Regions from separate parts of the Homo sapiens genome. Here region 1 is linked to region 2. Evidence: chromatin loops called from intact Hi-C (ENCODE). Cell type or tissue: MCF 10A. All regions are shown on one strand. Links, peaks and the distances in the headings refer to the core of each region. The heading gives the core; the rest is flanking DNA.

What was found. A loop is a pair of places that touch in the nucleus more often than their neighbours do. Peaks named below come from ENCODE experiments on the same cell type or tissue, not always from the same donor. Only the 100,000 strongest peaks of a DNase experiment are listed, where the experiment ranks them.
Region 1: it touches region 2 in a loop (4-fold over the local background); 2 of 110 quality-filtered maps call a loop at or near these places.

What each region holds. Positions count from the first base shown.
Region 1 is chr1:61,311,347-61,326,886 of GRCh38, forward strand. The region is part of intron 3 of NFIA (nuclear factor I A); the gene reads left to right. Among named protein-coding and RNA genes, the nearest start is that of NFIA-AS1, 66 kb to the left of the region's middle. In MCF 10A, for the core only: no CTCF peak of the experiment used is centred there; DNase peaks (open chromatin) are centred at 7,155 and 7,665.
Region 2 is chr1:61,132,856-61,148,395 of GRCh38, forward strand. All of the region lies in intron 2 of NFIA (nuclear factor I A), which reads left to right. Among named protein-coding and RNA genes, the nearest start is that of NFIA, 58 kb to the left of the region's middle. RefSeq lists an enhancer at 8,732-8,876 and a cis regulatory region at 8,799-8,809. In MCF 10A, for the core only: no CTCF peak of the experiment used is centred there; DNase peaks (open chromatin) are centred at 6,716, 8,176 and 8,936.

The DNA.
Region 1 (15,540 bases), core at 4,065-12,064, 180 kb after region 2:
CGACATTGCACTCCAGCCTGGGCAACAAAAGTGAAACTCCGTCTCAAAAAAACAAAAAACAAACAAAAAAAACATACTGTAGGGAGTTCAGTAAAAATAAGGTCAAGGTTTCTCAGCCTCAGCACCATTGACATTTTGGGCAGGATACTTTGGTGTTCTGTCACGTGCATTGTCCTATGTGTGGGTCACTGTCCTGTGCGTTGTAGGATGTTAGCAGCACCCATGGCCTCTACTCACCAAATGGCAGGAGCATTCCCCAGTAGTAACAACCAGAAATGTATCCAGACATTGCCAAATGTCACCTGGGGGCAAATCACCCCAACTGACAATCATCAAATTAAGATAAAAGAAGAACTAACATATTGAATTCCATTTAATAAACAAAATTTCTATATGTTGTGGCACCAATAATTCACTAATCCATTTAGTAAACACATTATGGAATGATCTTCAAATTAATGGGCTGTATAGTCTTAACCGTTAATGTTTGAGTATTCTGTAAGCTCTTAAGAATTTCAGTATTATAAAATAATCCACCCACCCTTTGGAGGCTTGAAGCACCTCCACCAGTGGTGAAGAGCCCTTTGGAATCACCTTTGCAGTCATAGGCTCCTAGAAATAACATCAGGAGTATTAGGAAATGGTGCCCATTGCATTCCTCTCCCGTGGCCTTTACTGGGAACTGTGCTGGAGACTGTGTTATTTCATCGGGGTTGGCTGCCACCAAAGTGTGGGGAGCCATATGTTAGCTATTCTGTGCAGTAACACCTGCACTCTATATCACAGGCAAGCTTATATGCCTGTAATGATAAGCCTGCCTATGTAGACTTGTGAGTGCACAGTTGCAGCACAGTTGGCCTGCTCTTTGGGTGTGGGAAGTAGAGTTCATGGAGGTAAACCATTGCCAAGCAAGAGATTTGTACTCTCCCTCATGTTTTGTCCATGTGAAACCTTTGTAAGTGCAGTGTCCACATGCCCAAGGGGCCCTCAGGTAAAAACACAGATAACAACATTGCTCCAGGGTTTTTCTTTATTAGAATTCTGTATTGTCTAACATGATTGGTAAAACCAGGTGAGCTCCTAAATTGTGGTTTTTAGTGACATTCTATAATTCACTGCTGACCTTCTCCCCAATGTTGTGACTTGGAAAAAAATTCAAATTAAGACTTTTTTTTTTTTTTGAGACAGGATTAGACAACGTGGTCACCCAGGCTGGAGTGAAGTGGCACGATCATGGCTCACTGCAGCCTCAACTTCCCAGGCTCAGGTGATCCTTCTGAGTAGCTGGGACTACAGGTGCATGCCACCATGCCTAGCTAATTGTTTGTATTTTTTATTTTTTTATTTTTTAGAGATGGGGTTTGTTATATTGCTCAGGCTGGTCTCAAACTCCTGGGCTCAAGTGATCCTCCTGCCTCAGCCTTCCAAAGTGCTGGGATTACAGGTGTGAGCCACCATGCCCAACTTCAAATTAGGACTTCTTTACAATAAGGGTTATTCTATTCAGAATCTCATTAGATGTTAAAAAAAAATCAAACCAAAACAAAAAAATACTTTTTAGTAATTCTGTCCCACACCTTTTACTTTTAATTTATATTACTTTTAATTTGTTCTTTCCCACCTTTTACTATTAATTTGGTGTCGCTTTATCCTTGCACATATGAACAGAAATATAGTAAATTAAGTAGTAGGCAAAGATAGGCCAAGTCAAGGATAGTAGTAGGGCAAGGATAGAGCCCAGAGGGAAGAAGTAGAGGGGAAGTGTGTTAGCGGTGACAAATTGTATTCAGAGAGAATGGCTTCAGTGGTATTGATAAGGAAGAAACAACCTTCCCACCAGGTTGTTTGATGAACCACACTATTAGACCATTCTTGCTTTGCTATAAAGGAATATCTGAGGCTGGGTAATTTATAAAGAAAAAAGGTTTAATTGGCTCACTGGTCTGTGGGCTGTGCAGGGAGCATGCTGCAGGCATCTGCTGGGCTTCTGGGAAGGCCTCAGGGAGCTTTCACTCATGGCAGAGGGTGACGCAGGAGCAGACAGGTCACATGGCAGGAGCGGGAGCAAGAAAGAGAAGGGGTTGGGGAGGTGACACACACTTTACAACCAGATCTTGCAAGAACTCACTATCCTGAGGACAACACCAAGAATATGGCACTGTTTCATTCATGAGAAATCTGCCCCCATGATTCAATCACCTCCCACCAGGCCACACTTCCAATATTGGGGATTACAGTTCAACATGAGATTTAGAGGGAGCAACATCCACACTCTATCAGACACTTTCCCTGGACTGTAAAGCTGGAGTTTTGGTTTGGGTAAAATCTACTGAGTCCATCATTTGGTGAGAAAAAAAAATCTATGGTACTTAGATGTGCACATCAGGAATTTGTATGTACACATTGATTACAATAATGGTTATAATCCATCATCATCTTCCAAACCTGTTCTAAGTGCTTCCGCCTCTGGAGTAGGTGTTCTTACTCGTGCAATTAGGGAACAGTGCCTTAGTTAATTACATTGCTTCAGTTGAAATCCCGACTCTACCAGTTACTGTCTGTGTGACCTTAGACTGTGCTTTATCTGTAAAATGAAATTATAATATGTAATAGCACCTACCTCATAACACTTTGAAAATTACAGGAAATAACACATGGCAAAGCTGAGGAGAATATCTGGCATGCAGTGAGCACTCAGTAAATATTAGCTCGTATCACTTTATTGTTATTGTTATTCTTACAACCACAAAAAAACTGTGTCACTTTCCTGCACTTCACGTCACTAATCCTGCTGGTCTTTGATGACTTGTATAGGCCATCACTGCTTCCACAAAGCCTTCCCTAGCCCTTTCACTAGTTTAATGCCCCCCTCTGTGCCCTCAGAGCCTGCTTCCACTACCAGAGCCCTTACCACATTGTATTGTAATGCTTCCTCTGTTGGCCTGCCTCCCCTACTGGACTGCAAGGACCTGAAGGTCAAAGAGGTACACTCTAATGCCTACCATAGTACCTGAAGCAGAGAAGATATTCAACAAAGGTTTCTTGGGTAAATTATTGAAAGTTTAATTAACTTGCTTAAGGTCACAAAGCTAGTAATTGAGTGAAACCCATGTCTGACTTATAAAAGTAAATAATAAGCTATAAGAAAAATATTCCTCTAATAATGATAATGCACTAAATTATGATTCCACCTGATTATTACTTACAGAATACTCTCAAAATTACTTGAAACCTTCCAAATTTTGGCTCTATCATCTCTTCAAACCTCTGTCTGACAATGGTACTCACTTTATACTCTGCCTCCAACATATACACTTGACTTCCTATCCATAGGGTTATCCTTGTTGCCCCCCATAAATTTGACTTGCACTTTCATCTCCTCTCAAGCAGTCATCAGTATTTATTGAGGCCTACATTGCAGCGACCTGTGATGCTCTAAGGATACAGAAATGATATCAGAAGGTGGTGACATTTGAACTGGATCTTCCTGGTGTGAATCAAGCCTTCCCCACTAGCTGTTCTTTGAAAGAAGTTTTGACTAATCTGTGAGCCCTTGATGACACGAAATATTTTGATATATGTTCTGAGTTCACTGTTCGTATTTGTTTATAGGTTGGCATCAATAGATATTTGTTGAATGAATAAATCAGGCTGTAGAGAAACATTTTAGGTTTATAATTAAAGCACCTGAAACAAAAAAAAACACTACATTTAGCTTCTCTCTAACCCTTTTAATGGTAGTTGGAACATCAGAAATTAGCCATTGAGCTTACTGACTCTTTTTCTAACGATTTACTGTATAAGAGAGCAGAATGCTATTGGCTTCACCAGCTGTGGCCAGAAGGGCTCCATGTTCAAATTAGCTACAAATCATGTCCCTTATGGCATTGTTGCTAATGGTGACACTGAGGGTCAGAAATGCCTACGGTAGTGAAAAATATTTCAAGTGCCCCTGACAGTTAACATCTGACAAGAAAGTGCTTTTCTCTGTGTGGGTTTTCGAGGGAGTAAATGAAATTGAACTCGCATACATATATGTTTGTGTATACATGCATAAACATGGTACTTTGCATCTGGTCTGTGACTACGCTGCAACCTTGGGAGATTTGATCGATTTTCTGATGTTAGAGGTAGGAATTTAACTAAGGGAGTATTCTTTGGTAATCGCAAAGCAGAAGGACTTCCATGCAACCTGGTACTGGGTAGCAGCCATTGGCTCTTAATTTTGTAAAAATGACAGATATTCAATAAAGTATCAGAATGATTAGAGGGAAAAATATTAGAGCTGGAGGAGCTGCCCTACTTCTGAACAAGCAGTTGAAACAAAGGCACTCATTGGAATTCATGGTTGGTTGACATTATGTAGCCTGTTGTTGCTTAATTTTGTTTCCTGTATATTTTCAGGGTTGTGTTCATTTGGTTTTAGCAATAAGGACGGGTCATTTTGGTGCTGTGTCTTTTTAGTTCACCTGCATCCTTGAGTTGAGAGCAGAGAACAGAATGCATATTTATTTTCAATTTTTACATGTTATTTCGTATTTCCATAGAGTCTGTGGACTTTTAGGTACAATGATGCTGTCGTGAACAAATAAGATGCTGTCTGAATGTTCCTGAGAGCTTTAGTGCAGTGAACACACCTTCTCAGCAACAACAAAAGGAGATCAGGGAGGCTTGGCCAATGTACTCTCTCGTCCACATACGGACTGATAAGCCAATCTTCAAAATCAAGATTCTTCCAGAAAGTCCAAATTGTCGAGTTTATATTTATAGACCACATGTCTGAGAGTCTCCTCCCAACCCCCCTCAACCAAAGATAGTAGTTTAGATATAACAGTTTTTAAAATCAAGTTCTCACTATAAAATCTGAGTTAGATACTTGGGTAAGGGTGAGGAGTAGAGGGTATGGCTGAGGAAGAAGGGGCATTTCAAAAGAATTGTAATAATCAGTCCCTGACCTTATAAGAGTTTATATTCTAATTACAGAGAATATAAGTCAGACAGCTCAACAGTGGCAAGATCACATAGTACTAAATACCTGCTGAGGTCTTAAGGCAGTGTTTATACACTGGAGGGTATTTTCCTCCAGGGACCATATGGCTCTCCTTAAGGGTATTCAAAAATGTGTGAGGGCATTTTTGGTGCTCACAAGGAGGGGATGTTGCTGGCATTCAGTGGTGCAGGCCAGGGATGCTGAGCATCCTGAGGGGACAGGGCAGTTCTAAACACTGGAACTGATTCCCCTCCGAATGCTGATAACCCTGATGAGAAACATTGTAGTGGTTCCGAGAAGAACAAGAGCGCTCTTACTTGGAGCCGAGTCTGAGATGTCCTCAACACGTTCTGTGAGTCAAAGGTTATGTTCCCTAAAATCAAGGAAGTGGCCTGGATCATAAAGTGCTTCAATGATCAAAGTCAGTCAAGTGAAATGTGTCGATCATTCTCCTGCCTAAAAGGCCAAATTCTTTCAGCATTGATTTAAAGCTATAAGGAATCAAGACCCTTTCTTTAATGATGCTTTCTGATGATTCTCCATTTGTATTGACGGAAGGAGCTAAAGTGTGGAGGCTCTGCACTAGAGGGTAGTTTATTTTAAAAAGTTATTTCTGCATTTAGTGTTAATATTAATTGCTTATTTTATATGCCTTTTTATACCATCTGAAGTACTTTCACATCTAAAAAAATTTAAATAACTTTTTTTCAAAAAAATACTGAAAAATAAAATCAGATTTCTAAATTAAATAAATTAAATTCAGTTTCCTAGAGCAGGCAGCATGGCATATTTAGTTATCAACAGGAATTTTCAGCAAACGAAAGTCTTTTAAAAAATAAAGTGAAACTGGAAAAAGGAGGCCATTTTTAATTCTTTCTCTATATACTTCTGTACATTATTTATGAAAAAGTAGATAAAACTTGATCTCCTGCAAGTAAGATTGACCTAACGTCCATTTCTAGAGTATTAGTAGTCATCATCCCAAAAATATAAGACCAAAATTTGTATCCTTATGTCTAGAATAATGCTTGGCCTCTATAGATATTCAATATGTATTTAAAGAAGAGATGGTGATTTATATTTGAAAATATTTGAGGAATTATAAACAATTATTTTCATAAACACACAAATATATATACTAATATGATTATATTTAGGAATTAGATTTCTAACATTTAAAATAGCTTAGAGACTAAGTACTGTTATTTCTCACTTTTTGTAGAAAAATCAAAAAATTCTAGAGAATTTATTTTTAATAATTTGTTACTAGCTTTAGAAAATAATTTTTTTACTCAAAAATTCACTTAAATAAAATTACATTATCTACATTTTGATTTTTATAGACAACTTTTATAAGAATACTTGCATTATTTAACATTCCATGTGAAAAGAATGTGGTTATTTCTTAATTTTTTCTGTTAAAAATTCCCTGTATGATTGAAGATCTAAGATATAAAGATTATGTTTGTTATTTATAACAGTTATCATTTTTTGAACACATTCTGTGTTCTAGGTTCTTTGCTAAGCATTTTAAGTGTACTATTTCATTATTCCTAATGACAAACTTATGAAGTAAGTATAATCATTAGTGTCATTTTACAGGTGTGGAAATTGAGGCTTAGGATTTTGGAATTATAATTTCTGTAATACTGCCCCTCCTACTTTATTGTAAATAAATAATATCTTGGAAATATGATTTTTGAAAGATGAATGAACATTTTGCCATATAGATCCCTTTACAAGAGAAAAGACAAGTACATTGCAAATTCACCCCGATTCATATTTAGCCCTGAGTATTTGTTTTTTTCAGATCACAAACAACTAAAAACTATGAAACTTACTATGTTTGATAATTACATATTTTACATTAGATATATAACTTACTTAAGTTCAAAACTAAGTCTGGAGAAGGTGGATAAATAAGTCAAAATTAACTTCATTTTAAGGGAAGTTTTACAAGCAATGGTAATAAGTCGCTGAGGAGAATGGACCCCGGCATGTTGGAATCCGTGGTTGCAAGCTGACACTTTGAGGGAATGTTCTTAGCAAAACACTCACTTCAACGGAAATTAGGTCAGCCTTCTGGAACATTTATCATGTATACCTGTCACCAGCAAGACCCAGTCCTTAAAGTGAATTGAGATCACAAGCAATGGTCCCTCCTGCTCTGAGCTGCAAAGGACACTCTAAACCAATAGTTCTACAAATATGTGAGCTTGGCAGACGCTCCCATGAAACTAAAGCCAACACCCATATAGTTGCTCTGGGAATTGAATTCCTTAATGCTTTGTTTATAGAATTTTGAAACAGCAAATGGATTTGGTCTGTTCTGAAAAAACAATCTGTCCTGTGGCTTGTTTGGAATAACATCTAGAGTTGCTATAGAAGGATGGAGGCAGATGACCCATGTCTGATTTGGAAGACAGTTTCGCCAGTTTCTTCTCCTTGTCCTTTATTGTTCAGCCAGGTTGGTTTTTGCCCGACTCAAGGTATTTGCATAGAGGAAAGGCCACCTTCTACCGAAGCTAATTTGATATAGAAACTAGAGTAGTTAGCAAAATCCAGAGCTAAAAGAGTTAGCAAAATCCAGAGTAATAGAAGGTAAGATAGAGTGTATGGTAAAACCAAAACAACGTAAATGAGTCATAACCCAGTGCCCTTTCAGTAATCATATGGCATCATTCTGGTGGTTTCAGAGCAGTGTCAGCAAGTATGGAGTCCTGTGTAGGAATCTGAGAGTGCATCTGTGTCAGTGTACATGTACTTCAGCCCAGTGAATATAATTCATTGAGGGTTTTATGCATGGAAATTACCACATTCACCAGGTAGCCTGTATCTACTGGACTAAGTTACCTTGCCTTGGAAAGGAAGTAATTACTAATCTTTCTCTTGTGTTTATGTTTGGCAAACTACACCTAAAGACTTCACTAAAAAATTGGTAAAATATATATGAAGCTGGTTGAAAAAAAGATGAAATTATACATATGTTTGTGTAGTAGCAGGAATCTTCCATTACATCTCAAGAATGAAAGGAAAAAACTATTAAGAATAGATGTTTCATTTCTGTGTTCATTCATCACAGATATACTGAGTACCCACCATATGTCATACATTGTACAAATGGTAGAATCAGAAAGATGAGAGAAGTAAGATCCCCACTTTAACTGAGTCCTTATTCAAGCTGTGTGTCTGTGTGTGTCTGTCTGTTTGCGAGTGACAGATCCTTAAACAAAAAATAATGATAACCTATGTGAAATGCCCCAGTAGAGGTTATTTTAAAACTCAAGGAGAGAACTCTATAACTTAAAGATATTTTGTCTACAAAAAGGAGCGAAGGTTTTATTCGAAGAAAGAGGAGCCTGTTTTATATGAAAATCCTGAAGATTTGAAGGGGCTGAAGAAGTAGAATGGATATGGAAGAAATCCACCAATGATTTCTTCCTGGAAGAATTAAACACACACACACACACACACACACACACACACACACACACACACACCAACTTTCATGATCACACTCTATTAAGCCAGGACCAGGAAACAATTTCTAATCAGCACTCTGATCTGGGCAGAGATTGTGCAGTCTTTTATACCAGGCCTCAGATCTGTGTTCTCTATTCACACATGCTCACTTCCAGCTGTTGTCATTGAAATCTCACATAATCTTCCAAGGTCAAAGGGCAGTCACCCATGGCTGCTGCAGTTAAAAGGTTATGCTGATTTCTGTTGTCAAATATTGGCCCTTTTCTCTTCCAACCACTCCCATTCTACTTCTTTTTTTTTTTTAAACAAGAAAAATCCAGCCTAGAATTGCATTACATGACTTTAAAGTCTTAAAAGTGTTCCTCCATTGTGCTAACACGACATGGCCTGAACAGTCTAATTCATTCTGTTACATTTCACAAAGAATTTTCTGGTACTTCTAAAATACTTTGTGCTAGGCCAGCAAACTTCAAAGTATTGTGACCCACATGATTGTGGCCTGCCATAGTATCTGCAGAAGTGAATAATACAGGTTCCACAATTTAATAAACATGGTGAATTTTGGCATCGATAACTAATTACTGGGTAAATGAGCAAGAATTACACAAAAAATGACTTTTGAAAAGATGAAAGCTCTTTGCATTTTGTGGTTCTAAACATTAGCTAGTTTTATTTTATATTTGGAGACGTATATAATAGTACATTTAATATTTGGAGTCTTAGAAAAGTAATTGTAAGGATTTTTAAAAAATATTATTGCTTCACTCCATCCAGGATTTTCTTTCCATGCTTGGTGAACCAAAATCAGTGTTGAGTATCTTAAAATTAGCACATGGCCCCTGGCTATCTACTTTCATTATCATTGCATGTGTCCTCAGGTGGTTTAGCAAGCAGGATTCTCTGTAAATGGTCTGTCTCACAGCCCTGTGTATAAAACCTAAAAAGGAAGAAAAGGGAGATGGGCCATTACGATTTTTTGCTGTTTAACGTCCATGAACCAGGGTAGCCCTCAGGTGATCCAGTTTCATGTCTGTTTCACTTAAGATAATCAGTTTCTGATGTATTCAGGGAATACATTTCCCTGTTTTTTCCCTAGTATATGTAAAAGTTCATAAGCAGAAACTAAAGCTATTACAAATAGCTTGATTCATTTGCAAATTACCAGTTGTTACTGTCCAAGTTTAGAGGAAACTTTGATGCAGAACATAAAAACAATAAGTTTGCTTTTTAAAAAACCTCTTTAATTCAAAACCGGGTTAATTAAAAAATGTTAATTTATAGTGCATTAAAACCATAAAATTAATTTTAAAATATTAAGCTTATAAAATACTGATACTATGCTAATTACAGAAGACCTTAGCTTTTCTAATATGATGCAAAATTCTCTGTTTTTTAAAATGGTGCTAAAGTAAGTGTTTAAATTTTTAAAATAATCCCTAAAGATTATTTTTGTTTCTCTGTTCTTGTACAAGTCTAAATTTTCAGTTGAGTCCGCTTGCAAAACAACTGTTTCAGCTTTTAAGACTAATAAATGCATAATTCTAAATGTTTCGGGGAAATGGGGAAAATAATTTGTTGACATGACGAGAGAGAGAAAGGGAGGGAGGAAGGAAGGAAAGGAAGGGAAGGAAGGAAGGAAGGAAGGACGGAAGGATATTTAGCCTGGAAGAGAGAAAATTAGGTTGATGAGATGTCTTCAGATATTTGAAGGATAGTAGAAATAAAGAGAGCCAACATTTGTTCTGCCTATACCAGAGGACAAAATCTAGGTAAATTACAAGTTATAGGAAGGTAGACATATTCAGGGAAATATGATTTTTTTAACCCCTCATTTTTTTATTAACCACAATTTTTTTGTTGCAACATGACGATTATTACTCCACTACTAGATGAACTTTAAGGTCCCTTCCATATCCAGTTCATTGTGTGATGCCATGGATCTGATATTTGCAAAGATACAAATAGGTAAAAATCTTTTTTCACTTTTATTTTTAGATATTTTGATATCTAATAGACATAGTCCTTTAATTGCTCAATCACTTGGAACTTAAAACTCATGAACTTTCTTTCTATGAAGTCATTGGGCAATCACATTTAGTTTAATTAAATGCTACCCTTCCTTTATTAACTGCAGGAATTGGTGAAAAGATGTGACAAGGCCTTTGGATTAGACTGGGTAATTAAGTCTCTGATGCTAAAAATCATGGATTAAAATGGGATAAAATTCATTATATAAAGAGTGGTAAATATACCTGTGTTCTAATCCTAATTTTGCCACTATCTGTGTGACATTAAGCAAGTCACTTAACTTCTCATGTCTAGTTTAAAAGCATTCCTTTGCAGATTAATAATACATACTGTACTAGCAAAATATGTTTGTAGACTGGAATTGGCCTGAGGGCTGCTAAGTTGTGACACGTTAGATTCAAAAGGGATAAGTTAGTAGTTATGTGGGTTAGGGTAAGTGCTTAGCTACTATAACAAAGCAACCAATAAAACGCAAAAACATACAGTAGTTAATGTATATTGAAATCTATTTTTCTTTCTGTTAATATTCCCAGATGAGCAGCCTAAGTTGGCAGGATGGTTCTACTCCACAGTGTCATTCAGGGTCCCAGGTTCCTTCTGTCTTACTGCTCTGCTATTCCACGGGTGTGTGCCTGCATGGTAGAAAGTGTTTTCGCTCATAAAAAGGGGTAGAGACAATGTTCAGGGCAAGAATTTCCTTTCAGGTACGTGGGGGTAGAAGTTGATTGTATCACTTGCGTTCACTTTCTGGTTGTGGCCACTCCTAACTGTAAGGCAGTCTGGAAAGTGTGCTTTCTGGCTATCAACCACGTATATGTGTGACAAACAGCAGACTCATCACAGGAAGATATTGCAGTAGTCTTTATTAGTTTCTAATGTTCTCCTAGAAAGGTATTACAAAAACATGAATTTTATATAAATACATTACTGAAAATCTTGCTGTAAATATCTGCCTTGACTGGGGACATAAGTCCCCAAGAGTAAGGACCTTGTGTTATTTTACCTGTTGCATCCCAGGTCCTAGGATTGTGGTTGCCATGTAATAGACATTAAGTAAACATTTATTGAATGGAAGCAGTAAATTAAATATTGACTCTGTCTCTATGGCTATGGCAGAAATCATTGAGTGAGCAATGATGGCAAAAACAAACAAAAAAACACAGATTAGGTGTCTGTATTGAGTAACAGTAAATGAGCAGCACAGGGAAATTTGGAGCCACAAAAGAAGGCCAACAGTGTGTAAGTCCCATGACACATACTTCTCAAACCTCTTTTTGCCCCATTCTTCTTTTGGTCTAAGAGTACATTATTTCCATAATGGTGACAATTTCTTAATGTGTCATGATAAACCAAAATGACAATCATACCCATGTTACAAATGCATTTAAAGCAATCCATGTATTCATCTGAGAATCTCAAAACACCTCATCCATATTATTAGCTGACAAACATTTCTGCATTTTGCAAATTCTCAGGCACAACTTTCTAGATATAGAAGTGTTTCAGCCTTACTGTCAGTCCAACACCATATGTCAACCTTTTAATGTTTACCATAAGCACACTACCAAGTGAATTTTTCTCCACTATCATAAAGGTTAATCTCACAAACAGAATATATATGTACTTTTATTGCTCCTGTGTTCTTTTTTAGATATCTGAATTTTTGCATTTCTTTAAACTATAAGGAATTATTCTAAAAATAAGCCGTATCTCAAATGTCACCAATGAGTGGCAGAACAATTTAAATAGTCACTATACAGTCAGAAATCAGACCAGAAATTTAAAATTTGGCATTAATGGATCAGCAGAAACATCCCTGCACCTGACTCCTCAAAAGGAAAAACTGTTTTCCAAGATAATCTAAATTAAGAGTACAGAAGTAATATCACTGTAGGTGAGCTAACAAAAATTTACATCACGCTTTAGAGGACTACCAAATAACAGTATCATAAGTCACTCATCTGAATCACTAAATAAATATTTATTACACACCTAGAATAAAGGCTTATGCTGGGCCCTGTGGACAATGTGAGATAATGAGACCCAACCCTCCCCTCCCCGGTTTGTTGTAGGAGTGCAGAGATAATACATATAAACAAATAACTGTCCAGTCAGGTAGAAAGAGGCAAGTGCCGTAAGACAAGCAGAGAAGTTCTCCTTAATTGAATAGTGTCTCCTGAGCACACCTAAAATGTTCTGTGTTGGGGTGAGAGGGAAGATTAACGAGCCACATTCCCACAGGTGGCTCATAAGCCAGTGGGGAATTCACAGAAGGAGAAATTAAAATTCCAAGGAGGGAGTCTGGTTGATGAGGTAAACTTTTCTTTAGAAGGATGAGAATGTAGGTTCCCTGAGAGCAGTGTCCCCAGGGACTAGCACAGACCTGCACAGCACAGGCAGTCCAAAATCCTTCTGGAATATAAACAGCGTGAGAAGGAGGGAGCTTTTCCCGTCAAGTGGCCAAGGCACACCAGCATGGAGAAGCCTGGTAATCATTGGCCTGTCTTGTTATTAGGGATGGAACCCTATTTACCAAAGGAAGACTAGAATAGAGATGAGTTCTTTTTGATGAAATGACTGGGGTATTGCAGTTTGCCTACATCCCTTAACCAGACGAGATTTGATCATTTAGAGCTGACAGCCCCTTGATATTCCAGCAGAGAAAACAAAAATACCATCTTGGATATAAACTTTCCTTCTCAGATGCAAAATTAACTCTGTTTCTTGGACCTGAAAACTTTCTTTAGTGGTCAGCCTCCTGTGTGGTTTGTTCCCAGGTGTCTCTGGCCTTGACCTCTGAACAGCTCTTCAAGGTTACCTGTCTCTCTTCAAATCTTAACTTTGTTCCTCTCCTGCCTGCTAAAAGGCGGATAGATGTTCAGTTCCTCCATGAAATGAGATTTAGTTCCCATGTAATGGCATTTTCCATAATAACTGCTGATATCATCAAGGTAAAGAGAGCTGCTTCTCCTAACTACCCATGAAAGAATTTAGCTTTTTATATTTCTACCTCTCCCATATAGTTTAATCTCTCCCCACTGCGAGTATGACTGACTCCAAGGTATTGAAGTCTGTGCTCTAATTGGGAATTCAATGAACAAGACTTCAGTGAATGAACTTTTTTAGCCATATTATATAAAATGAAAAAGGATCTGCTCCTCATTTCAATCTCCTGTACAATTGCTCCTGAACAGTAGTACAGAATTGTAGAGATAGCACATTGTGCAACCTGGCTTTTTATCTGAGACATACTTAATGAAAGCACATGTTTTGCACTTTTTTTCTGAGAGGCCCTATTCAAAATGTAAATCTTGGGACCTTTTGGGAGTGTTTAATGTGCTTTCCAATGGAGGATCTTTCAATATTAATAATATCTGAATTTGGAATCGCTTAAACTCACCTTTTTATTTTCTTTTCCACTTTTTTCTTACTTTGCAGTAAAGTGGAACAATCAGATTAGTGTCATTTCCCTGCAAGTCATTTTTAAGATTTGGTTTGTGTTCATGAGAATGAAATATTAATTCACTCAGGTTTGCTTAGTAGTTGTGTTAGCAATATCACTTTTTCCATCATTTCTTAGGTTTCATTTCTCATTGCTGTCTTCTTACAAAGTTCATCAGTGGGTTTCCAAGCAATTGGTAAAGGAACAAGAGCAGTTTCATCACCATTTAAAGTTACATGGAGTGTTTACACAGACCTTTCCATGGGGACATATTATAAACATAATCTAGCCAAGGCTGTCTGATAATACTGTGTGAAGAGATGGTTACATCAAAACCTGCCAAAGAAGGCTAGGCGTGGTGGCTCACGCCTGTAATCCCAGCACTTTGGGAGGCCAAGGCAGGCGGATCATGAGGTCAGGAGATCGAGACCATCCTGGCTAACACAGTGAAACCCCATCTCTACTAAAAATACAAAAAATTAGCAGGGCGTGGTGGCAGGCGCCTGTGGTTCCAGCTACTTGGGAGGCTGAGGCAGGAGAATGGCATGAAAGATAATGGCATGAAACCCAGAGGCGGAGCTTGCAGTGAGCCGAAATGGCGCCGCTGCACTCCAGCCTGGGAGACAGAGCTAGACTCTGTCTCAAAAAAAAAAAAAAAAAAAAAAATCTGCCAAAGAATTATACTCTTTATTTTTGTGATTATAGTGCATTCACATATGTTTTACCTTCTAAATTGCACACATTCCACTAAGGTAAGCCTTGGGAGGCAAGTTGCTGGTAGGGAAAAGGGATGAAATTGTTATTTTTGCAGTGACTTTCTCAGGATCACACAAGATCTTCTTTTAAGCTTGGGACTAGATCCTTTTTGGGTGGAGGGAGCTTTATGGCCATGATGGACAATGCTACTGCCCTTTAACTCTATTTTTACTTGAACTTTAAAAATATGAACCATAAAGGGAACAATAAGACAATCCCCAGGCATTTATCATCAGAAACGCCTGAATCAATCTGACCAGAAGCTTCATTGCCTGTCCTGTCCTGATCCTGTTTAGTTTGGAGGGAATATGTGGATGGTTCATTTTCATAGTTTCCCAGTACAGACTGACTCAGTTTTAGTTAAACTATATTGCTGGAAATGAGAGAAAGAGACAGAAATAAGAAGTTCTGCCAATGATTTTACCAAGAGGAAAAATGACATAGGTGAGCCCAGTTTGAGTTTCATTCACTCTGAGGCATCTCAGGAACACTGACCCCATCAGGCAGTGTGTCAAGACCTGGAGGGCCAGAGGCACAGAAGATACTTCCCCTCCTCAGAGGGCTTACAGTCTAATGTGAGAAAAAGACAAAGTTACAATCACGTACGGCAGGTCCCAGGTGAGAAATATAGAGTATAACTGGTCAGTATTCAGAAGGGAGAAAAAAAGTGTTCCCCAGTGGTGGGGGCAGCCAGGGAAGACTTTTGTGAGAGGTGACAACAAAGCTGAGTTCTAAAAGACACTTTAGGAGGTGGTTAAGCTAGGAGTAGGAAGAACAGATGTTTCAGGAAGAAGGAGCTGTATCAGGGGATGGCAGTGAAGCAGTGCAACGAGGAGCTTGC
Region 2 (15,540 bases), core at 4,186-12,185:
TCACTCTTGGCAAGCAACTCCCTACCACTGCGTTAATTTCCTGTCGATCTTTCATTCAGCAACAGACCTAGAGATGGGGAGCAGACACTGCCCCCCCCACCCAGGCTTTTTAAGACTGTGCTTTGTGTAGATTAAAAAGACGAAGGAAAAAAGAATAAACTTTTTCCAAACAAGATGTCCATGTGCATTCTTTAAGATCCTGTGTGTGCTTAAAACGATCCTGTAAAAAAGCCCTCTCCATAATTTTGAACCTCTCCTTTTTCTAAAGACTTTTATAGGCATTTTTTTTTCTTCTTCTCAGCATGTGAACCAATGTGTAACTCAAATAGATGTTACTTTGCTGTTTACTTAGATTGTTTTAAAAGGCTAGCTGTGTGGAGGAATGAGGAAGGAAGGGAGGCGGGAGTGGCTGGAGTTTTTTTTTTTCTCTGTTGACCTAATGAATGCAGTTCTTAAAAAATAATAAATATTTATATGTGGTCTTAATTTTTAATGAGTCTCATAAACTGGCTGGTATAGAAAAGTGTATGAAAAGCCATATATATTAAACTATAGTTATTATAAATACATGCATATGTACACTAGAATGTTTTATGAGGAAGGGAACTTACTAGTCTTGTTCACTCTTTGTTTTCCCAGTGTCTAGAACAGTGCCTGACATACAACTGGTACTCAGTAAATATTTGTTGAGTGAACAAAATGAATGTAAATTGACAGCATTGCCTAGTGGGGGTACCATTAGACTAGAATTCAGAAAACTTGGAGTCTGGTTCCATCACTGCCATTAATCAAGAATATATTGTTGCTGAAATCACATAACTTCTTTGCTCCTCTGTTTTTTATAAAAAACTGGGACTAGCCCAGCTATTCAGGAGTCTGTGGTGGAAGGATGACTTGAGCCCAGGAGTTTGAGGCTGTAGTGGGCTACGATTGTGCCTGTGAATAGCCACTGCACTCCAGCCTGGGCAACATAGTGAGACCCTGTCTCTTAAAGGAATAATAGGGGCTGGGTGCGGTGGCTCACACCTGTAATCCTAGCACTTTGGGAGGCTGAGGGGGTGGATCCAGACCAGCCTGGCCAACATGGTGAAACCCCATCTCTCTAACTAAAAATACAAAAATTAGCCGGGCGTGGTGGTGCATGCCTGTAATCCCAGCTACTCAGGAGGCTGAGGCAGGAGAATCGCTTGAATCCAGGAGGCAGAGGTTACAGTGAGCACTCCAGCCTGGGTGACGGTGCAAGACTCTGTCTCAAAAACAAAAAACAAAAAGAGGAATAATAGTATCTGCTCTCCTTGCCTTTTGTGGGTTTTTTTGATGATTAAATGATATCTGAGGGATACAAAAATGCTTTGGAAACTACAGGGTGCTTTACAGACTGTGTGTGTGAGTGTGTGTGTGTGTGTGTGTGTGTGTGTGTGTGTGTGTGTGTACAGAAAATCCTTTATCTCTTTGCTTCTCAATTTCTTTTCTTAGGAAAATCAGATTATTTAAATCCCATTATGCACAGCTCTCCTCTGTTCTTACTAAGCCTCTGTATTCCATTACCTCCAGTAAATCAGTAAAAGGTGGTGAGTCAGGCTGTAGTGGAAAGCGGGGTCTGCTGTTTTCTCATGTCCATGTTACTCTGTGGGACTCAGAAATCTTGCTTACATGTCTCATGAACTTTCTTACCTGTTTGAACTATACAGGCTATAACATATGACTTAGAGTCTTTTAGTTATGACCACTCTTAAGATTGATGACTAAGTTGAAGTATTTATTAGTTGTTATTATGGTGGATTGATAATCATGCATTTTAACATAGTAAACTAAAGTCTGTGTCGTAGAATTAGCTATAATTTACTTTTTAGGCTGGATGAGGTTACTGATGCTTGTAATCCCAGCACATCGAAAGGCTGAGGTGGGAGGATTGTTTGAGTCCAGGAGTTCAAGACAGGCCTGGGCAACATAGGGAGACCCTGTCTCTATTATCATAAATAAAAACAAATTTTTTTAAACAAGTGTATATATGCATATGCTTATGTGTTGTAATAATAATATGTCCCAGAGTTGCACATCTGGAAGAGAAGAAGATAGCAACTGAAAAGAAAATAGAATGGTATTGACAAAGAGAAAAGATGGCGTCATTAGGACAATTACTTTTTATTTTTGGAACAACTCGAGGCTTTACACCCATTCTTTTCCCACATTTATTTTTTCTATCAGAATTCTTAAATCTAAGAAACAAATAATATGGAGGTTCTTTATATTAACACATTGCTTTAAATTAGGAAGAAAACTGTGTATAGGCTGCAGCAGACTTTAAAAGCATTGTAAGACTTTAGATTTGGAAATCAACTTTAATAACATGGAAACTTTAGATTTAAGAGATCATTTAATACAGCTACTTTGATTTGGCTTTTAAGAGAACTGAGGCCCAGGTAGCCCAGACCAAGGATCTTTTGCAAGGTCGTGCTACTGGGTTCTTTAGCGTCAAGACTGTAACCTACATCTTTAGGTTCCTAAATTTTTATCATGCCTTCTTGTTACCTAACTGTTGATTGTTGAACTTTCTTTTTTCTTTTTTGAGACAGGGTCTTGCTCTGTTGCACAGGCTGGAGTGCAGTGGCGCAGTCATGGCTCACTGCAGCCTGAAACTTGAGCTCAAGCAATCCTCCCATGTCAGCCTCTCAAGTAGCTGGGACTACTGGCATGTGCCATCACACCTGGATAATTTTTAAAAATTATTTGTAGACACAGGGTCTCCCTGTGTTGTGTGGGCTGGTCTCAAACTACTGGGCTCAAGCTGTCCTCCTGCCTCAGCCTCACAAAGTGCTGGGATTTGAATTTTCTTAAACCTAAATCAATATTATAGGCCTCACCTTAGGAGAACTTTCCAAAATATTGTTAGTGTTGACCACCTTAGCATTACATTTGCTAACGACAGTCATCCAGGTTTACTGAACCAGGAAACCAACTTTCAGGTTAATAAGACAGTTTCGTCTATGTGCCATCCTTATCCTTGTCTGGACATATCCATAGAGCACGCATTTTAAATCTGAAAGAATATATGTAGTCTCCCCTACCCCAGCTTTTTTTAAGTAGCAAGGGCTATTGAAAAAAATCAGAACCCTCCGCTTACGCTCGCATACATGTAGCTTAAAATATATGTTGCTTATTGAAAGCATTGTTTAAGTTGAACTCACGAGATATACTACATCATGTAATATGTCTGCATTTGTCCATGCATTCTTTTCGGAAACCTGATCTTACTTATGTCTGCATTTAACAGATAGGCTAGGTTAAGTTATGTTAAAACATGTTGTACTGAGGTTGGATTCACCGTGTCACAGCCTGGCTTTCTTCCTTGATTAGCTTTAATCAAACTCTCTGCATTCCGTGACCTTAATAAAGCTATTTTTCCTGACAACTGAAGACTGTCTTAACAAGCATAGTTCATCTGTGCTGAAACTAAGGCTGAGTTAAGATGGGGTTTAGGTCCTCATTAAAGTCCACAGCATGGAGTGTAAGAAGAAATGATGAAATGGTGCTCCCTGAAACATCTCTTCTTTAAATTTAATTAGACAAATTATACGCAAACTAGTAGATGCCCTGGGAAGGCAATCAACATTAGGGCTAATAAAAAGCTTGAGTAGTATAAAAAGGCTGGGGGAGGTGCTGTGGAGCCTTTCTAACGCCTATGAGAGGCAAATTAAAACCAATTGCGAAACATGGAAACTGGATGAATTTCAATATTGATTTAGAAATTAATTTTATTATGTTGTTCTAAATATAAAAATAAAGGCTATACTTATTAATCTTCCAGAATTTGACATGTTAACACCTATGCACAAAGCATTTTATGGATCTTTATATGCTGGGAGACACAATTATGGGCTGACTTGGAAGTTTTGGCAGACCTGGGTTCAAATTCTAGCAACTTCCCCTACTAGTTTTTTTGTTTGGGGGGGTTTTTTCGGTGCACATTACTTCACCTTTGTGAAATCCAATTTCATCATCTATAAAATGAGATAAATAATTCTATTCCTGAAGAGGCTTTATAAGAATTTTAGAAAATTAAAATAGTAAGTATAGAACACTTGGTACAATGCCTGGCACATAATAGGTGTTCAGAAATAGGTACCCCATATTTAGAAGGAACTTCCACTGAGTTAAGAGTGGTTTCAAGCAAACTGTCCTATAAATATGTGAGAATTGGATTATGAATGTAAATATTGTGTGCGTAATCTTATGGATCAAGATAAGTTTAAGGGAAAATGCTAGCGGACAGAAACTTATAGCTTTTGGAAGAAAAGGTGACTCAAACATAAGAAGCAAATTATTTGAAGCCCACAGTAGCCAAATGGAGAGAGTAGGTTGAAACATTTGTTAAGTGCTGCATGCCAAACATCCTGTATACCTTACCATCTCATTTAATATTGATAACAACTCCACAAGGTAGTTATTACTGACCTAATTTTGCAGATAAGGAAAAAAGAGATTCAGAAAGGCTACGTGAATTGCATTTTAGCATAGAAGAGTCAGGACTGGAACTCAGTGTTGGCCTAGTTCTTGGGGGTGGTTGGATGGCAAACTAGTGCAGGTATGTTCATAACTTGTAAGATCAAATTTGTCATATAAATTACGGGGATATGTAATCTCTCTCCCTTCTGGCTCTTTTCATCCTTGGGTGAGTTCTAAATAAAACTATTTTGTGTTATTTTTTTAACCCTCATTCCATTGCTTTCAGACTCTGGTTCTCAACCTTGGCTGCCCATTTAGAATCACCTGGAGTGGGATCTGGGCGTTAGCATTTTTTAAAGCTCCTCTAGTGATTCCAGGTAGGCAACCTGCACTAAAGACCTCTGCTTTAAAATCTCTCTACCTCAGGCGTAGGTGTTTTCATTGCCCATAGTATTAAGCCTAGCTTTTAGCAGAGATTTGCCAAGGTTGATTATGATCCTCTTGCTTGTTTGGAAGAAGAAATATGGAAGCTGTGAAATCTTTTCCAGTTGTGATAGATGTTGTTTATGCATTAATTAGCATGTAAAAATTAAACACTGTCTATTCTTAATGTTAGCACATTTTCTTTCTCTCTCTCTCTCTCTCCCACCTCTTTTTTTTTTTTTCTATTGAAGGAGGCCAAATTAGATGGAGTGAAGAGAAAAGTGATTATGGTAACTTTTCCCTTCAGAGAAGTCAAGAGCAAGAGTATTTTTTTCCAATTTCTTAGTAAAACAAAAAATATTTTCTTTCCTTTTTTCTTTTTTGTTTTTGAGACATGGTCTTTCTCTGTCACCCATGCTGGAGTACATTGGTGAGATAATGGCTCGCTGCAGCCTTGACCTCCCAGGCTCAATTGATCCTCCCACCTCAGCCTCCTAGGTAGCTGGGACTACAGGCACACGCCACCACGTAGGGCTAATTTTTGTATTTTTTGTAAAGATAGGGTCTCACCATGTTGCCCAGGCTGGTTGCAAACCACCAGACTCAAGTGATGCTCCTGCCTTAGCTTCCCAAAGTATTGGAATTACAGGCATGAGCCACTGCTCTGGCCAAAGTTATTTTCAAAATACAGTGGTTTTACCCCACCACCCTTAGAGGTAGAAAGAATCTTTGACCCCACCACCCTTAGAGGTAGAAAGAATCTTTGTTGCCGGACAGATTTGTGGTAAATCCTGGTTTCTCACTTTCTGATAAAGAATTAGTCATTTTATTTGTTTGTTTGTTTATTTATTTATTTATTTATTTATTTATTATTGAGACAAGATCTTACTCTGTTTCCCAGGCTGGAGTGCGGTGGTACAATCTCAGCTCACTGCAACCTCCGCTTCCTGGGTTCCAGAAATCTCCCTCCTCAGCCTCCCAAGTAGCTGGGATTACAGGCATGTGCTACTGCACTCAGACTAATTTTTTGTATCTTTAGTAGAGACATGGTTTCACCATGTTGGCCATGCTGGTCTCGAACTCCTGGCCTCAAGTCGTCCGCCCACCTCGGCCTCCCAAAGTGCTACTATTACGGGTGTGAGCCACCGTGCCTGGCTAGAATTAGTCATTTTAAATTCACTGGGGCTGGGCGCAGTGGCTCATGCCTGTAACCCCAGCACTTTGGGAGGCCGAGGTAGGCAGATCACTTGAAGCCAGGAGATCGAGACCAGCCTGGCCAACATGGTGAAACCTCATCTCTGCTAAAAATACAAAAATTAACTGGGTGCCTGTAATCCCAGCTACTTGGGAGACTGAAGCACAAGAACTGCTTGAACCCGGGAGGCGGAGGTTGCAGTGAGCTAAGATCACGTCACTGCACTCCAGCCTGGGCAACAGAGCAAGACTGTCTCAAACAAAACAAAAGAACAAAACTCTCTGGGCTTGATTTCTTAATCTGTAAAACAGAAATAATTCTTAACACATTTGGTTACTCTGAGGATAAAAGTGGAGGAAAAAACATGCAGAGGATAGTCCGGAACTCCCCATGTAGATCCCATTATTAGGTAACTGAGGTACAAGTATCTTAGGCTACTGGTCCGGGCAGGCTTTGCTGAGGGGCTCCGTGCAGCTTGCTGGTGCAGCCGAGCAAATGGGCCTGTAGCCGACTCTTAATCCAGGTTGGTGCTATTCAAAGAGATCATCTTTCACCCGAGGGATTTCTGGGCATCTATTTTGCGGATCAGAAAGTAGAGAAAGAAGGTAACTTTGCCGAAAGCTAGTCTGGGGAGTTAGTAGCTGATACAGATCAGCATTTCCTAACTATGAGATTTCATAATATTCTCTCTTGTCTCGATTCTGAGTCACTGGTGCCTGCTGTGGTGGCATTGTTCATGAACATGTACAGTTATTGGGAAGTGATCTTGTCTTTCCTCCTGCCTTCAGGCACTGCTACCTAAATTACACCCCGACAGATGTATTCCCATTCTTCTTTAAAAGACTATGTCATGAGCTGAACTATTAAGTTTTAAAGTTGATAAGCATCAGGCTAAGCATATTTTTCCTGCCATCTCCCACGGAGGTATAACATTGTTTTCTATACTTAGGGAATTTACCAAAAAAAAAAAAAAAAAAAAAAAAGTTGGTATCTGCTAATGGGTCAAATTAGCAGGATGTTTTGAAAACTCAGTGGAAGAATAGCTCTTCCTGCAGATGCATGACCTGGTAGAAATCCAGACATTGGGCTCCACCAAACTCGAATGATACCCAATAAATGATGAGAGGAATATCCAAAGAGTTAAATGCCATGAGACCACTCACCCCCTAAACTCTAAATCCTTGTATGACCCTGAGACAGGCAGGCAGTAGGGCTGCAAGGCTGAGATAAGTACTGAAAATTGGCCCATATACATTTTGTTTTAACATAGCTCCTTCCTTTACACTTTTCTGTACCCCTGGCCTGAAGGCTCTACAGCTTGTTACATACTGATAGCTAAGTAAATGCAATCAACATTCCATGCTACTGCCTGCAGAAAAACCGAAATTGTTTACTGCCTCCAGGATGTTGGTAAATATCTGGCTGTATTTTTTTTTTTTTTGGCGGGCGGGGGCGGGGGGAGGCAATGGGTAGGAGAAAGCTAGTATACAGTGTCCCAATTTACATTATAAAATGCAAATTTTGTACTCCAGAATAAGAAACAACTTAGAGTAGACCTGTATTGTTCCAAAACTAATGAGAAATTATCATGTTTTCTATGTGTAGAAAAGTTTTCTCTTCGCAATGGCTTTACATATTTTCTGTAGGGAAAAATTCTATTTATAAAATAGCCTGGGATATGGAGAACTCAGTGATAAAAGGGGCAAGAACATTTTCAGATTGTTTTACCCTGCTGGAATGTAGCATGGGAAAGCTCCTTCCAAAAGGCTATTACCTCTGGGCATTCTGGCACAGTTGGGGAGTGAATTGGTAAGATAAAAATGGGACGAAAATCCCTATTTTCTGTTAAATACAAACAGGCTCAGAATGGGGCATCCTGCATTTAGGATTAGAAACTTCATTATACAAAAGCAGGGTGGAGAAACCCTAATTTGACAGCTAACCCAAGAGTGTATGGTGACCACAAGATTAACAGGGGCCAGCAGTGTGACATTGCCATTCAAAAAGCTGGTGCTGTAGTTGGGCTGTGGTCTAACCACAGCTGGGTTTTTTTTTTTTTTTTTTTTTTTGCCCAGTTTTGGGCACAGAATGCTAAGAGGAACGCCAACAGAATGGAGACTCGATGCCAATGAATTGGGAAATCATATTATGTGACGGGCAGTTGAAGAAGGCATGTCTGTAAAATTGAAGAAGAGATTTCTTAGAATGACCTCAGTAACAAGCTTAAATATTTAAGTGTCTGGTGAAAGTAGGGGTGGGATAGTCTCTGATGTGCTACAAGATCGAAGAAGGAGTTAAGTCCTTCTCTAGAGCCTCAAACCCCTGCTCAGCATGAAAAAAACAACAGAAACCCAAGTTAACATCTCCTTGCAATATCTGATCTGTTTTTCCAATACATCTGCTCATCTTGTTTCAAAACAAGTAGCTGTCACCATTCTTAACCCTGTCGTCCAAACCAGAAACCGGGCATCATCTTTGACTGGTCCCCTTTACTCAGGGGGAAAAAAAACCATGTCTTTTAAAGTCAGCGCCTATAATACTGGTCTTTGGTTTATCTCCAATAACTCGATTGTTAACAGCCCTTGAAGGGGAGGCAATACTGTTAAACTTGATAATTTCTAAAGAGTTTTGAGCTATTTAGCACGAAGTGATGCCAAGAAAAAGGAATACTAACATTACTCACAGCAGAGGGAAAAATTTTATATCCTTTCTGAAGGCCAAGGTTAAGTTCTGTGTGACTCAGCACATTGACTTTCTATATGACCCTAAATCCCTTCTATTTCCTGATCTACTTGTCTTGACCTGTTTCATTTCCACACCAAAATAGTTTCATTAACACAGCGATCATGCTCAGGAGATAGTGGCTAACTGATGTAATTAACTGACATGTCAAAGGCTATTGGTTTATTGCATATGCAACTGTCTTTCCTGGTGGGAAGATACAGTTTCTGCTGACATAATAGGTATGCAAACATGCCAAATTGCCCAATAATCTGCCCCCGTGATGGTGAGGTGTTTGCGGCCATTCTACTTACAGGAACAGAATGGCGGATCTGTTACTATGTTCTCCTAAAATGCAGCTGGCCAAAGGTGCTAATTGGTAAACAGTTAAAATAGAAAGAAGAGAAGGCAATTCAGTTTTGGGCCTTAGTGAGTTTTTTTTCCTTTTCTTTCCTTAAAAAAAAAAAATTGTGCTTTTGGCATGCTAATGCATGCATTTAGTCTCTGCAAGAAATTTCCATTTAAGAAAGAATTTAAAAACATGAAGTGCTCAATCCATATCTCCTAAACAACTAAAAAGACTGCAATTTCAAATGAGAAATTATGTTGCAAAGAAGAAAAAAGTTGTTTATTATGGCTCAAAATTTTAATCACCCAAGGGCTGTAAAGTTAAAAATAGACAATTCTGCCTTCTGTTTATGGTAAACTTGGCTGAGTCCCGGCAAATTTCAAAGCTGAACATACTGTATGTTATTTTTGCTTAATTTTAGATTCCACATTTTAAAATTATTTCTTACAAGAAGCATATTTCAGGATATAAACTTAGCCTGAAGAACAGTATTCTTGATTTTTGCCCATATTGAAACTCCTTTGAAAATAGTAAACTATGGTTTTGGGATTTTCCTATTCCCAAGAGTCCAAATGGGTACCTTTCTAAGTCTTTTACATTATGAATGAACACAGGATTATGAAATTGTAAAGGTTACTTTCTGCTCTCTAATTCCTTTACTCGTAATTTTAGTTTTCTTAACGGTATAACTTGATGCAAATATATACACAGTAGATACTAACTTTCACTGAAGTGTTTTCGGGAGGGAGGGGCACTTTACAAGATGTGTTGCCTTTAGTTTTTCCGGTAAGGAGACAGGAAGACACAGACACAGGCTCTTAGGGCACATGGAAAGCGCCTGCCCCTGTGCCAAGAACTTAAGAGAGAGCCGGGGATGGACCCTCCTTGCTGTGGCTCCTGAACAGTGCAGCCTCTCTTCTGATGCACTCACCCTGGCGAGGAGAACCGCTTGTGTGGCGACTGCTTGGCCCAAGAGCGAGTAGGATTGTTGACTCAACTCTCTTCGTGTCTCCTCAGAGAGGAGGAACACCTGGCTTCACCTGTTTACATAACTCTTGTTGATTCTTGTCCCTAAGCTCTTCCAGAATGCTCTTTTGGGCTTTTCCTCAAAAGGTTTTTAGAAGAACAAGCTTTTTGGGGTGGCAAGAAATTTAGGATGGAGATTTTTGTTTTTAACCTATTAGTCAGCGTGGCATCAGAGAACCACATGTGCCCCACAGTCAGTGGCATGCTCAGTAAATATTTGTTGAATATTATTTAAGTGAATGACTGTTTGCTGAAGAACAAGATTTCTCTGATGACCTTGACAAACGTATGTTTGTGATTAAGTTAATCATAGCTACCACTTAGAACTTCTTACTCACTAGACATGTAGCTGAACACTTCATATGTCATTCTGCTTTTTGTTTTTTTAAAGACAGGGTCCCTCCCACTCTGTCACCCAGGCTGGAGTATAGTGGTGCAGTCTCAGCTCATTGCAACCTCTGACCCCCAGGTTCAAGCAGTCCTCCCACCTCAGCCTCCCAGGTAACTGGGGCTACAGGTGTCTGCCACCACACCTGGTTAATTTTTGTATTTTTTTGTACAGATGGGGTTTCACCATGTTGCCCAGGCTGGTCTAGAACTTCTGGACTCAAGTGATCTGCCCACCTTGGCCTCCCAAAGTGCTAGGATTACAGGCATGAGCCACTGTGCCTTGCCTTCATATGTTATTTCTGATCCACTAGGTTTGGAACCTATCCCAGGACACCTGGCCATATAGAGTAGCTATATCGAGTCTATATTCAGCAAGTGCAGGGTAAGCTCTGATTCCATGGTCCTTCCAATATGCCATACCACCGAGGTTGAGAAAGGTGGTGTTAACAGTACCCATACGTTGACATAAGGCCTCTGAGAGGCCAAAGGATATGCCACAGTATTCTTTAAGGTGCTTAAGCCCTTAATCATGAAATGTTTTCCTAGGCCACAGTAAGAATCTACTTAGTTTACACACAATTCTAATAAATCCGGTTATCTGTTTTTCAAATACAAAGCAGATTGATTCATTCAGCAAATATTTTCTGAATACCTATTATGTGCCAAGTAGATTGTTCTAGATACAGTGAACAAAAAAGAATCCTTGCTCTGACAGAGGTGATGTTGCAGATTAATAGATCAGTGGTTCTCAAAAGTGTAGTTCCTGGATCAGTGGCATTAGCATAACATGGGGACTTGTTAGCAGTGCAAATGTTGGTCCCCACCCCCGACTTACTCAGTGAGAAGCTCTAGGGGTGGGGCCTGATTTTAAACAAGCCCTGTAGATGATTATGATGTATGTGAAAGTGTGAGAACCAGTATTCTAGAAGATTTTAAACAATTTGTGTTCCTATGGCAGATAGCTCTCTGGAGAACTTTGTCTCCTGATTCATTCCCAGACTACCGTGTGTGTGTACATGTGAGTGTTGGGGTCTTACCTTATAACGGCATTTAGTGATTGGCAAAGCTCAGATGCTGGGCCTCTATGGGGCAGAGGCACTTGGACATTTGTACCTAAGGATGTGGGCCCTGGAGTTACATGTACCTGAATTCAGATTCTTACTTTGCCAAGCACAGCCACAAGAACTTGGGAGAGTTAGGAAAACTCTCTAAGCCTTAGTTTCTTCATTGTGCAAATGAGGTTGACAGTAATAGGACCATACCTCCATTTGTAGCATGGCTACTTGGTACAAAGAAAATGTCCAGTAACTAGTAACAATTGCTTTTCTCTCTCCAGGATCCAGCACCTGGCCTGGCACAGGGTACATGCTCAGAGAACAAGTCTTTGAAAGAATGGGTAGATGTTTATTTTCCTTTGTATTAGCCATTAGCTCAAGGTCTGCAGCTACTTAATTCCAACCTGGGTCCATTTTTAGCAGAAGAAAAAAGAATAATGGGACTCAGCATCAAGGCGCACCTGACACAGAGTCCTCTTGGAAATGTGTGACCTGCCTCAGTTTAGCCACTGCTTTTACTTCATCCTCATCAGTCAGAGTATGACATTGCCTTCCCCTTTACCTCTTAATTTTGGAATATTTCAAGTGCCTCTAAAATTTTATTTAATTAAGGGGCTTCCAAATCTGCTTGTAGATATTTTATTCTTGAAATGCTTGTGGCATTAATAGTAAATCAGAATCAGACCTCCACCTATTTTGTGCCATTTCAGCACTAAGCCAAGGAGAAAAATTATTGAGGAAATTAATGCTTCCCTTAAGCACAGTAGGAACACGAAGCTAACATACTGCCGTATAACCTGATTTCACTGGTATTCTTTCTGAAATTTTTGTTTTTCTATTTCTATTGCATATTGGACTTCATGGCTAAAACAAAGTGCAATTATGAGGAGGATGTTTTCTCAAAATCTGTAGGGTCTGGTTGGTCACATAACCTTTCAGAAGAAACATTATCTACTGGATGACTTAGATGTTATTCACCAATAGATTATCAAGGTTTATCTCCAGATGTTCATTAATTCACTAAGTATTAATTGAGTATCTACTATGTGCCAAGCATCGTCCTAGGTGCTAAAGATATAGCAGTGAATGAATGGGACAAAAGTCTCTGCCCTCTTGGTATATACTTAGTTACTTTCTTTTTCACACATGGGCATGTGTGTAGGTGTCTCTGGAGTAATGCGTTATATGCAGGTGTTGAGCCTAGGGTGGTGTTGGGTGCATCATGGGCACTCACATGTTAATTTCCTGCACTGTAGATGATTGCTGATTCTCAGTGATATAATCCAGTCAAACCATTTGGCGTTCTTCTGCTTTAAATTTTATTGGTGAGGTTTAACTCTTCATTAATGAACGCTGTCACATTTTCTCTCTTCTCTGACATGTCCTGGTGCCCTGGGTTTGTGGGGTCAAGTCACTGCCGATTTAATTCAACTCTTCTTTGTATGACTACAAGTCCTGTGTTTTAGTTTCCTATTGCTGCTGTAAAAAATCAACATGAACTTAATGGTTTACAGTAACACAGATCTATTCCCTGATAGGTCTGGAGGTGGGGAGTCTCAAATCCAGTGTTACTGGGCTGAAATGAAGGTGTTCCGAGGACTGGTTCCTTCTGTAGGCTCCAGGGGAGAACCTGTTCCTTGGGCCTTCCAGCATCTAGAGGCTGGCTCTTCACTGCATCACTGCATTTGAGCTCCGCTTCCTTCTCCTGGACCTTTGACCCTCCTGCCTCCCACTTAAGGAGCCTTCCAGTTGCATCATTGGGCCTGCCTGAATAATCCAGGGTAATCTGTCTACCTCAAGATCTTCAACTTGATCACAGCTGCAGAGTCCCTTTTGTTGTATTCATGCATTCTGGACATTAGGATATAGACATCTTGGTGGTTGGTCATTGTTCGGCCGATCATACCTTGTGAGAAATTCCAGTGTCCCTGGGCTGAGCTGCTAAGGAGCAGGTTTTATTGAGCAGTCTTTCCCATTCTATGAAACCCAACCCAGGAGAAAACGCTCTAAAATGCAAATGTTGCTAACTTGGCAGAGCCTAATTATATGTGCACAACTACCTAAAATTTTCTTAATAATTGCTCTCTGTTCCACAAGACTTGGCTCAAAAACCCCTCCTCCAAGGAGCCTTCCTGAATTTTCCTGGGCTTGTATAGTACTCTGTGTTTGTGATTCTGTGTCACGCTCTGTGTAAGTGACTCCATGATCAAAGCTTTCCTGTTGTAATTGTGTGGATTTACTTGTTGCCCACTGTCCCCATACCCTCCACCCCCACATGGTGTGCTTTCTCCAGAAAGGGACTACTTCTGCTGACCACACAGAAGACGTGTGTAAAGTCTGTGTATCAATGAATGGATTCTCATCTTTCATAGTTTTTTTTTTAAATAGTTTTATGTGTGTTTAACTTAATTTCACTTAAAAAGATATTTACCAGAAGCTGAAAGTAGGGTGTGATGAGGTTGGGTTCAGGAAGGACTGGTATCACATGGCTTCCCTAAGTTGTATATTACATTGTTAGGACACCTGACAGAGCTGTGGATTAGTGAATCTTACGGATGGCTCTTTTCAGTTGAATATAATTCTGAAGCTCTGCACCATTCTTCCCACTGTGTTGCTGTTAATCTACCATAAACCAGGTAGATTCTGCATAGTTGGAAGTGATGGAAATCAAGGTGAATGCCTGATTCTTTAAATCTTTTTTTTTTTTTGAGATGGCGTCTTGCTCTGTTGCCCAGGCTGGCATCCATTGGTGCAATCTTGGTTCACTGCAACCTCCGCCTCCTGAGTTCAAGCAATTCTCGTGCCTCAGCCTCCTGAGTAGCTGGAATTACAGGTGGGCACCACCATGCCTGGCTAATTTTTGTATTTTTAGTAGAGACGAGGTTTCACCACGTTGGCCAGGTTGGTCTCAAACTCCTGACCTCAAGTGATCTGCCCGCCTCGGCCTCCCGAAGTGCTAGGATTACAGGTGTGAGCCACTGCGCCTGACCTGAATCTTTAAATTCTTAAAATCAGTTTTAGTCACCAAAGAAGATACTCTGTAGCTTAATAACTTTGAGTTACTGTAACGGAATCAAGTCACTGGTATTGAGACATTTTTATTTAAAAATTTTAAATTAGAATCTTACTATGTGGAAAAATACGGTCATTGTTGGAAAATCATTTTGCCTCTTTTTAACAGCATTCAGGCAGTTTTTTTTTCCCTTTGAAAATAGACCTTGGTCTGTGTTGTTGGAAAGCATGTAATTTTCATTTGTTTTTTTTCACCTAGTAGTGCTTAATGATACCATGTGAATTTTTATAGTCCCAGCTGCACTGAAGTGTGTGCCCTGAAACTTCGGTTGGATTAAGAAAAGTAGCTTGGTGTGAGGGCTGAAATTGGTGAAATGGGAGAACACAGGGTTGCATCTATATATATTGCAATTAATATTGACGAGTGGGCAGAAGTCCAACATTATCCTAGGGGGTTGGCTAATGTTCTTTGTACACCAATGCAAGTGAGTCTTTTCCCTCCAGGTGTGAATAGTTTAATTTAGTAGGTCGATTAGTAGAAGCAAGGGGTGTTTTCTTGTATTCCAGTTTACATTATACACTCAACATTAACTAGCTGTTTAAGGTACAGTGCATTGTTGAGTAGTTGTGGTACAGGTATCCTGAGACGTTGCTAACCCATCTTGGTATCTCCAGGGCCTGGCATCTAATGTAGTAGGTACTCATTAGCATTTGCAACATGAATAGGAGAATGAATGAGTGGTTGTTGTGGCAAAGTCTCTTAAAAATCCTGGTCCCTGCGTACCTCTGTAGCCTTCTCATCTCCCCACCTTCTAGCAATAATATTCTATTTGTAGCTTGTTAAATACTCCACATTCTTTCCGGCCTTTGGACTTTTGTACATTTCATTCCCTCTGACTCTCACACCACCTTCCCTGTCCCCT